Regions from separate parts of the Mus musculus genome. Here region 1 is linked to region 2. Evidence: chromatin contacts called from ENCODE Hi-C or POLR2A ChIA-PET data. All regions are on one chromosome and are shown on one strand. Each heading gives the region's core, a stretch centred on a gene start or an enhancer-like site at or near the end of the contact. The rest is flanking DNA. Distances are from core to core; before and after follow the strand shown.

Region 1 (4,283 bases), core at 133-2,632, 47 kb after region 2:
TGAGGGGAAAACTGACTATGTTGCTCAGAAGCTGGGGACATGCCACCTCTACCATGAAGCGAGGGTGAGGGGTACAGGAGCATCAGCGAGCAGTGAGGACCCCGTGCCCTCGCTCATAATTGTTGCTGCTCTCTTCAGTGGTCACAGTCCCCAGATGTAACAAATATGGCCTTCGAGAAAGAAGAGGTTAGAAGTTCACTGATAAGCCCTCCTTATTTGGTAGTGATTGGTCTGAGATCAATCTAACCCCTCCTTTAAATGACCCTGGGATTGTTGACTTTTGTGATGTAACCGTAAGGGGCACGATGTTAAATTGTCATGTGCTGTTTGAACTCACCAAGAAGATGAGCCTGGAGGTGGGGTTGCCAGCCCCATTTCATACCTAAACAGATTTGTCTCAAAGTGCCCACCCCCAAGGTCTGGAGATTGGCTGCCTTCTGAGTCTGTGATAGAGAGAAAATCGACAAACAGCTCAGGAATGAAAACACTGTCCCTGAGAACAACTAGAAGAGAGGATGCGATTGTTTATCCCCCTAATATAAAAATGTCTGTAGTGGGGAGGAACAGCCGGAAGTTCAACAGTGCGAGAAAGATCACTGGGAGAAGGAACGTTAGCGGACCCCTTGACTTACCCGGTGTAATTCTGCTGGGTGTTTTGAGCAGTCAATTAGCCAATGTTTGCTCACCCACTCAATCTCTTTCTGATTCTTTCCCTTCCTCCCTCCCTCTCTCTCCCTCCCTCTTTTCTTTTGACTTGTATACTTAAAAAACATACCCATTCAAACCTCAAAATATGGCTAATGTAGATAGATCACTCTCTGGATTGTACAAAAGCAATGGCTTTTTAAAGGTTTTTATGGTGTGGACTGAATTTGTCTTATCATACCAAGACAAGGGAAAGGCTGATTTGGCTCTAACCTGAGGCATGCTCCTTAGTAGCTTTTAGGGAGTGAAGGTCTGATTCTCTTTTGTTTGGAATCTAAGTCTTAACAATGTAACCCTAGGGGCCCGGAACTCAGGATGTGGTCCAGTTGGCCGGGCACTCATGACCCTCCTGCATTTGACTCCTGGGTGCTGAACTTGCAGATCATCGCTACTTTGTGGTGTTGCTAAGGGTGGGGATGCTAACCAGACAAGGTCGTGTCTTTATCCTTTATTCTTTCAGTCTCGTATTTGCTCATCCTCGCTGGGATTTCTTTCCTCCAAGTTGGCTTAAGAATCACAATTAGAGACAGGAGTGAGGACAAGGTGGGCTTGCTTGCAGCAGAGGGAGCTTCCCTGTCACACTGGGGACGTAGGAGCCACAAGGCTCCACTTTGATGTGGGTCAGTGCCCTGCACCGAATGCAGAGAGAGCTGGGGGCAGGGCGTGGTAATGGATTCCAGAGAGGGTTGTGCAAGGCAGGCGCACTGCCAACCCAGCGTGGACAAACATTCTCACCCTGGCTGTCTCCCGAAGGAAGGTTCGTGCAGCTTGTGTGGGGCATTCCTGAAAGACGGGCGCATTTGTTTGACTTACATAACGTCTTACATCAGAGGACTAAAGCCGCCCTTCCGGCTCGTGTCCTGTTGAACCGGATCCAACCGAAACTTCTTTCCGTTCCATAGGCAGAAACCTGATTACCTGTGTAAGTGCTGCTTGCCGGTCGGCAGAGTTGCCCGCCCTCTGCCCTCCTCTCAGGCATCTTGGTGACATCGCTCCTTCCTCTTAGAATTTCACCCATTCGTCAAGTCCTTAAAAGGACTTGTTCAGAACTCGTCCATCAGAGACTTCTCCCGCATAGTCTTATTACACTGAGCATGCATTAAGTGTGTATAGCTTTGGGGCAGAGGAGATGCCAGGAGATTGTAGAACTGCAAAGGCACTTGGGGATTATCACGGTATGCATAAAGGGACTGCAGCTTTCAGCAAGCACTCTCATTCACGCTGTGCAGGCAGCAGTACTTGGTTTGACTTGTGTTTCCTGACACGGCTTTGGTCCTAAGTTCTTTCCTCTGTCCAAACTTAACCACGCATCAGAGGATGACCTTGAACATGTGATCTTGCTTCCCTTCCGAGTGCTGGACATCCAGTCAGCACTAAGCCAGGTTTAATGCCTTGATTATTAATTATTATTATTTTAAGTTTTAAGTCCACAACAGGAGTTGCCCTAAATCACTGAAACTAAATCTACTCCAGAAGGTCACTATTCCCTACTTGAACCTCTCAGTGCTTTTTGTGCTCTGACCCCCACCTGAAGACCAAAGCAGACCTGGGGAACTTTACACAAGCTCCACAGCGGTCATAGAGGGCATAGCACCAACTTTGTGAAGGGTCGCTGGTGGATAACAGCACAGGACTCAGAGAGGAAGGACTTCTGTCCAAGAGTTCCTTCAATTACAGGACACCAGGGACAGCGGCCTTTGCTTTTACATCCTCCTTCATATCTGCTACTAAGATGGGCCCAGGTACAGGGGAAGGGAGACAAAAGGGAGGGAGGGACAGAGAAAGGGAAGGCGTGTGACACATTGGTGGTGTGTTTGAGATGGAGGGTCCTGCGGAGTCACTCCATGCAGCAGAGGCAAGGTGAGAGGACATGGATGGTCCTTAGGGAGCAGCACGGTGGCTCCTACTCCAGAGAAGGCAGACTCTCAGCGTTATAGAAGATGCAGTCAATGCCCCTGCAGTCTTGACACCCTGACTGGAGAAGTCTGGCCATCCTAGTTAGCTTTCCCTGTCAACTTGGCACAGCCTGGATTTACCAGAGAAGGGACCCATCAATCGTGAGATCACATTGGCCAGTGAGATCACGGATAGGAAGCTGTCCTGACTGTTGAGTGATGTAGGAGTGCTCAGCCCACTGTGGGTGGTACCATCCCTAGACTGGTGGTCCCAGGCTATGTAAGAAAGCCAGCTGAATGTGAGCCCGAGAACAAGTCATCAAGCAGAGTCCCTTCATGGTTCCTGCTTCAAGTTCTTGTTTGAGTGCCTGCCCTGACCTCCCTCAGTAATGGGCTGTGTCCTGGAAGTGTAAGACAAATAAACCTTCGCTCCTTTGGTCAGTGTTTTCTCACAATAGAAAGAAAAGCAGACCATCCTGGAAAGGAAGCTTTGGACATATGAGGCCCTATTGTCTTCCCCAGTCTCTCTCCCACAGTTCCTATCTCAGCCAATCAATCATTCACTCACCCCCTCCACACCCCCTCCAGCCTCCCATTATCTGTGAGTACAGTTAGAAGGCTTGTCAGAGACCGGAGCTAACACACAGTGGGAAAAGCCAGACGTGGAAAATTTTGAGTAAAAATCCTCAGGAAAAATACAATAAAATGTTCCTAAAAGTTAAAATTAATCACTTGGAGTTGTGTGGCTTGTATTTTTAAGTTAAAAATGAAGTTTCAAGGTGTGGCCCCTTATAATATTCATGGGACTGGCTATAAAATATTGCCATTATTTTTTGAAATTTTCTATTTCAAATGGTGTTGGATTTTTTTTTTAATGGTATTCTGAAGTAAGGACTGTAATGTCAGCCAGGACCATTCAGTCAGCCTTTCCACTTGTAAATGGGAATTTAAGATACCTGCTAAGAGATACAGATTCATTTTCGGTTACTGGAGATGCCAACAAAAATGTGATTATAAAACTAAGATGTATTATTTTTTATAAGAGCAGAATAGTTGCAAATAACTAGCTAGCCTGATATTGTAAAGAATAATTGGCTGGAATTCTTGGGACTTAATATGAGGCTGAGAAGCCCTTTCTCTGTGAAGTCTGGCTTCTTTTTACAGTAGGAACAGTCATTTGAAACCACAGAGATGGGGACTTTTTACCTGAGTGTGGCTATCTGTAGGGGCTAGGTAGATGACACTCCTAAACAAGTGGACGAACAGACAGACAGACAGACAGACTGGCTAGGAAGGTAGAATTCACCTGTGGTTTTAGATGCATAGGGTTTAATCTAGATTTAGGTACTCAGGAAAGGGCTATCCCAGTGCAGAGGTCAGAAAGCTGGCCTTCATGGTCAGGGAATGCCCCCCAGATGTCAGAAGAAGGATGCTAAGTCTACAACCCAAAACACTTGAAGCAGTTTTCAAAACCTTGGTGGCAGCAGGTGAACTCTGGGATTTTCTGAGAAGCCTTCTTCCACGGTCCAGGGCTGCTGAGTGACAGACATGGATCCCACACATCTGACTGAGGATGAGCACACCCATCAGCTCTCAGCACCAGTTTGTGCCATATCTCCTCATCTGGATCCCCATGAGGCAGTTCCCAGGGAGATCCTACTCCCAAAGCTGTGGCTGATCATG
Region 2 (4,910 bases), core at 642-3,141:
CAGTTGTTTATTCCTAGACTAGACTCACTGCAACTGAGCTTACTAAATAAAGCACAAGGTCTGTTTTAAACTAAAAATTTATAGTTTGTCTCAAGTCTCATGACTGCAGGCAATTAAAAAGGTGAAGCTGACTTCATTAAATGTCTTCCAGATTCAAGGTTACTAAATCCTAACCTAGGAACGTGTGATCTCAAGAAACACACAATGGAGGCATTTAAGCAGAATCAATTTTGTGCAATATATTTGATTTTGAAATAGACCATGACCTTTGAAGGTAATATTTTTAACATTTTATGGATTATTATTACTATTATTATTATTAAAAATTTTTAAACTTAAGAGATTTGTTTTAGCACATCTCTGGTCCAAATATTCTGAAATGTAAATAGGAATCTTTGAAATTATGTTTTTATAAGTGTTATGTGGTTCAAACTCTCCATTGTTGCCTCTCCTCATCTTATTACATTGGAGAATTGGCCCCAAATTTGTGCAGACAGCTGGGAAGAGCCAGATAACACACTCTGATGAGATACTGTATTTCTTACTTGACACTGCAAATCTCTTCACGCACAAAAAGAACAAAAGCAGATCCACTGGAGAAACCTCATTATGCTCCTACATCTGTGAAAAATAGACAAGACACAAAAGCCCCACCAACTCTACATTTGAAAATATGACTTTAACACATCCCCTTGCATGAAGGGTGAACAAACAGCTTCTTGGCTTTTAATACGTTCTATTACCTTCTAGTGCACTTTCTTACTGCTGATCTTCTTCATAGGGAGTGTCCTGGGTTCCTTGCATGTAATTCCACACATAACCGTGAATTCTAAAAACATTCAAAAGCTTGCAAATGCATTATGCCAACAACAACAAAAACTTTATAAAAACTCACTGCAATTGTTAAGACTTAAAAAAAAAATTACTTTGAACCCAAAATATCCTAACTCACATTCACAGGTGATTTAGATCATGGAGTTTTTGTTTATCAAATACCATTCCTGATAAAATTCCCTGGAAAAATATTTTCTATCAATATTTTGGGGGTCTTAGGTTATTTTTAAAACTCTATGGAATTTTTAATTCCACATACAGCCCTTTTCACTACATCCTGAGCTATAGCGTCCATATAATAAATAACCAAATTCCATAGTATGTAAAGACGCAAAAAGCATTCCCAGCTTACTAAAGTCCCCCACCCCGTGACAGACATATGGCTAAAGCTAAAACTTCCTGATGAGTTATGCTTATTTTATTTCATTTAAAATGCATTGGTGTTTTGGACAAAATTATACAAACATTACAAAGCAGGAAGAACTTGGGCCCCGTTTTCTCCCCTTCCCCTCCCCCCGTGTAATTTTAGGGATCGTATCACAAACCAAATGGAGCAATCACTAAAACCCCACAGCAGGAAATCCCACCCTTTAGTGTGTAATTATATTACATTTGCAAAAATGACTGTTCTTTCTGAAACTTTCATATTTCGCATGATCTGAACTTTGCACTTTTCCCTTTATCTGGGGGCACGGTGTCATGGTGTACACATTTTTTTTTCCGTTGTTGTTGGTGGTTTGTTATTGTTTTTTAAATGTTCTTCACAACTCTTTTTAAACTCAACTCTAAGGGTGGCTGCACCAGTCCCCTTAAATTGGAGGCTGACAGCTCACGACTGACAGGGGCCCTGGAATGCCCGCTCCTCCCCAGTTGCGCTCGCAGGACTCCTGCAGGCAATCGACTTTTGTTAGAGCGTCCTCGAGTCCACATCCACGATCGCTGAAATCCTGCTCCGGGTTTTCGTGCAGCCCGCGTGATTGACACATGATATCACCGGGGGCGGGTCCCGGCGTGGAGGTGGAGGTGGCGGCGACGCTGAAATGCTGCGGAGCCCGCGCGCGAGTGCTCAGCACGCAGGGGTTTGCGGCGGCCCCGCAGCCAGAGCTCTGCGGGCTAAGGAGCGGCTGCGAGCGGCGTGCATGTGCCGGGAGGGCCGGCCCCAGGCTCTGCACTAGGTAAGAGCCTTCCCCTCCCGCCGAGGACCTGGCAAGATCAGGTGAGAATGGTGCTTTATTTTATTTTATTTTCGAGGAGCTGGACGTTTTCGGAGCTGGCTCTAGCTCTGTGCCCGGCGCTTTGCGGTCGGCCCTGCAGCGAGTTCCGTAGCCAGGCAGCGAGTTACGCGTGTGCGAACGCGGGCTGGCACCGCCGCGCACCCGCGTGTCTGTGCGCATTGTTGGGGACCGACCCGCCGGGCGCTCGTGCCAGACCTGACTTTTCCCGTCCCTGCGTGCGGGCTTGCCTCGCGCAGACGCGTCTCTCGGACGCGCTTTGGACTGCGGGGCATTCCGTGGGGGCAAAACGTGCACGGCCGTGTGTGTCCGGGGCTCGTGGCTGTCCATCTCGGCGAGCAGGACAGCGTCCCGGGCTGGCAAGGGACTCACGTGTTTCTGTCTCTGCTCGTCTGCAGCCGGCGTGGCGACTGCGGGGACGCGGACCTGCGGGGACCCGAGAGCCCGGGACGACGCCGGGCCGCGCGCCTGACGACCGGGACGGGACGGTGCTGTGGAGCGGGCGCCGCGCGCACCCGGCGGATGTCCCCGAGCCGCCCTCGGCCGCCGCCAACCGCGGAGAAGCGCCCCTGCCCGGGGGCCGCCGAGGCCGCAGCGCGGGCCATGCGCGCCCGGCCGCCCCGCCGCGCTTGATGCGGCGCGCGCTCCGCCCGCTCGGCGCCCCCGGCCGGCGCCGCGGAGGCCGAGGTGAGTGCGGGCGGCAGGTGCGGGCCGGGGCGGGCCGGGCGGTCCTGGCGGTCCTCGCGCAGCCCGTGCCAAGCGCGCGGCACCCGATGGCGCTGGGGACCCAGCGCCCGCCTGTGCTCGGAGCGCAGTGCCGCGGGACGCGGGGAGAGGGCGCTGCCTCCTCCCGCCCGCGAGCTGTTTTCATTCATAACTTTATCCGGCCGGACCTGCCGCGGCTCGGTGCCCCTGAGGTCTCGGCGTGGGGCCCAAGCGCCCGACGGTGCTACCCACACTGCTGTCCGCGGGTGCGCACCGGCTTCGCTCTGGACAGTTGCGGGGTGCCTAGGTGCTCCGCCTGAGCGAACTTGCTTGGGAATGCCCTGTAAAATGCAAATTAAAGCCGTGCCTAGGGGTTTCATAACTCAAACAAGCCGTGCCCACGTCTTCCTTTCTTGTGGATGAGACTTGGCATATTTAAAGTCTTCGTTATGGAGTTTTAAATTTTTAAAAAATAGATATGGCACAGGAGCAAGGATGGGCAGTTTTCTAGTGTCGTTTAGGGCTTCGGCACCACAACATGCTGTTATGGCCGTGCATCTCATGTGCGGAGAAGGTAGTTATAAGCTTAGAGGGGCCTCCAAAAAGCTAACACATATGTAGTCTGGGGACATTAGTTAGCATCCATAGTAAACCGACGTATTTGTTTTGATTTTCTTTGGATGCCAGAAAAGTGCAAAGGGGTGCCTTCTTGAATTAAGGTGCATCTGTGAGTTCGGAAGGCATTTGTGTAAAAAAATATCTTAGATACCTATTGCCCAGAAACAGAATCGAAAGAGTTTGGTCTGTCTCAGGAAGAATACGTTATAAATTGGAAGCTATTTCCTTTTGACATGGAAGTTGTGTTTGTTGTCTATCAGTGTATTTATTTTACTACAAAAAGCAGGTCAATTCAGGGCTTGTGAAAATCAAGGTCTGTCGTGCTAATAAATGAAGGGAATTAAATATAATGTAAAAAGACCAGGGCTCCTCTCCCTGCTTTAAAGGGCTGACACTTGTGCATAAGTTATCCTCGTTGTGTGGGGGAGCCTTGATTAACCTTTAAGGAAAGCTAAGTCCACACCGTCCGGGTTGTGTTCTTTGTGGCAGAGCACTCTTCATTCTTTGTAGCTTCCTTTGCTCGTCTCACAGATCTGTGTGATGAGCTAGCTTCAGACCCGGACTTCTGCTGAAAATGGCCTTTTGAGATTCCGAGTGAGCTTGGAATAGCCGGTGTTTTGGAAATTGCCTTGATTAATTTTCTCATTAATCTAAAGCTCGTAACAGCATATAAATGGCCGAGAGGCCACAGCACTAAAGCCATTCTTAATCTTTAAAAAGTAGCTGACATTTTCCTTACGTGAACTGCCAGTGAACTGACAGTGAACTCTGAGAACAGTTCCAGGGCTCACACTGAATTGCTCTTTCGAAGGCATATTTCATTTTAATTATTTGTTAGGTTTGCAAACAGGAAGACACGACTTCCTCTGCTTCTTAGAAGCTGGAGAGCAACTTCTAATTTTTAAGGCATGAGGTCTTTGCTGTCTTCCTGTGATATGGTCCTCTGCAATCTTTTTTTTGGAGTTGGACTCTGGCCAGGCTTCGGCATCATTGAAATCAGCCGATGAAGGGGATCATTACCAGGTGGCTTGGGGAATTTGTTACTTGACAGCAGCCCTTCTCCCCCAAATCCGCTTTCTGTCGCTTATTTTCTCTCTCACTCTTCTTTAGGATTTCAGATGCATGGCAGATTTCCGCTGACTGCTGGAACTGGAGATCACTCCACATGGATTCCCCAAGTCAGCATGGCAGCCACACTTCGCTAGTGGTGATTCAGCCACCGGCTGTGGAAGGCCGGCAGAGGTTAGACTATGACAGGGACACTCAGCCTGCTACGATTCTGTCCCTAGACCAGATCAAAGCCATCAGAGGCAGCAATGAATACACAGAGGGACCTTCGGTAGCGAGAAGACCTGCTCCTCGCACTGCACCAAGACCCGAAAAGCAGGAAAGGACTCATGAAATCATACCAGCCAATGTGAATAGCAGCTACGAGCACCGACCTGCCAGCCACCCGGGCAACGCCAGGGGCTCGGTGCTGAGCAGGTCCACCAGCACCGGAAGCGCGGCCAGCTCAGGGAG

The links. A loop is a pair of places that touch in the nucleus more often than their neighbours do. ChIA-PET counts read pairs that join two places held with the same protein, here RNA polymerase II (POLR2A).
Region 1: a map of left cerebral cortex shows a loop between it and region 2 (5-fold over the local background). The contact joins the enhancer-like site here to the promoter of Spry1 in region 2. A Hi-C loop is called at or near these places in 4 of 37 maps with a recorded cell type or tissue (T-helper 17 cell, left cerebral cortex and regulatory T cell). POLR2A ChIA-PET finds 5 or more read pairs at or near these places in 3 of 5 experiments (Patski and embryonic stem cell).

The regions. Positions count from the first base shown.
Region 1 is chr3:37,685,894-37,690,176 of GRCm38, forward strand. No RefSeq gene overlaps it. Among named protein-coding and RNA genes, the nearest start is that of Gm42211, 6.9 kb to the right of the region's middle. Within about 2 kb of position 1,383, at least 1 of the 3 ENCODE cell types and tissues checked has a DNase peak (open chromatin) inside an H3K27ac peak, as active enhancers do.
Region 2 is chr3:37,638,056-37,642,965 of GRCm38, forward strand. It overlaps Spry1 (sprouty RTK signaling antagonist 1), which reads left to right and starts at 1,892. Exons shown (of 3, transcript NM_011896.3): 1 at 1,892-2,050; 2 at 2,465-2,753; 3 at 4,500-4,910. The coding sequence starts at 4,555.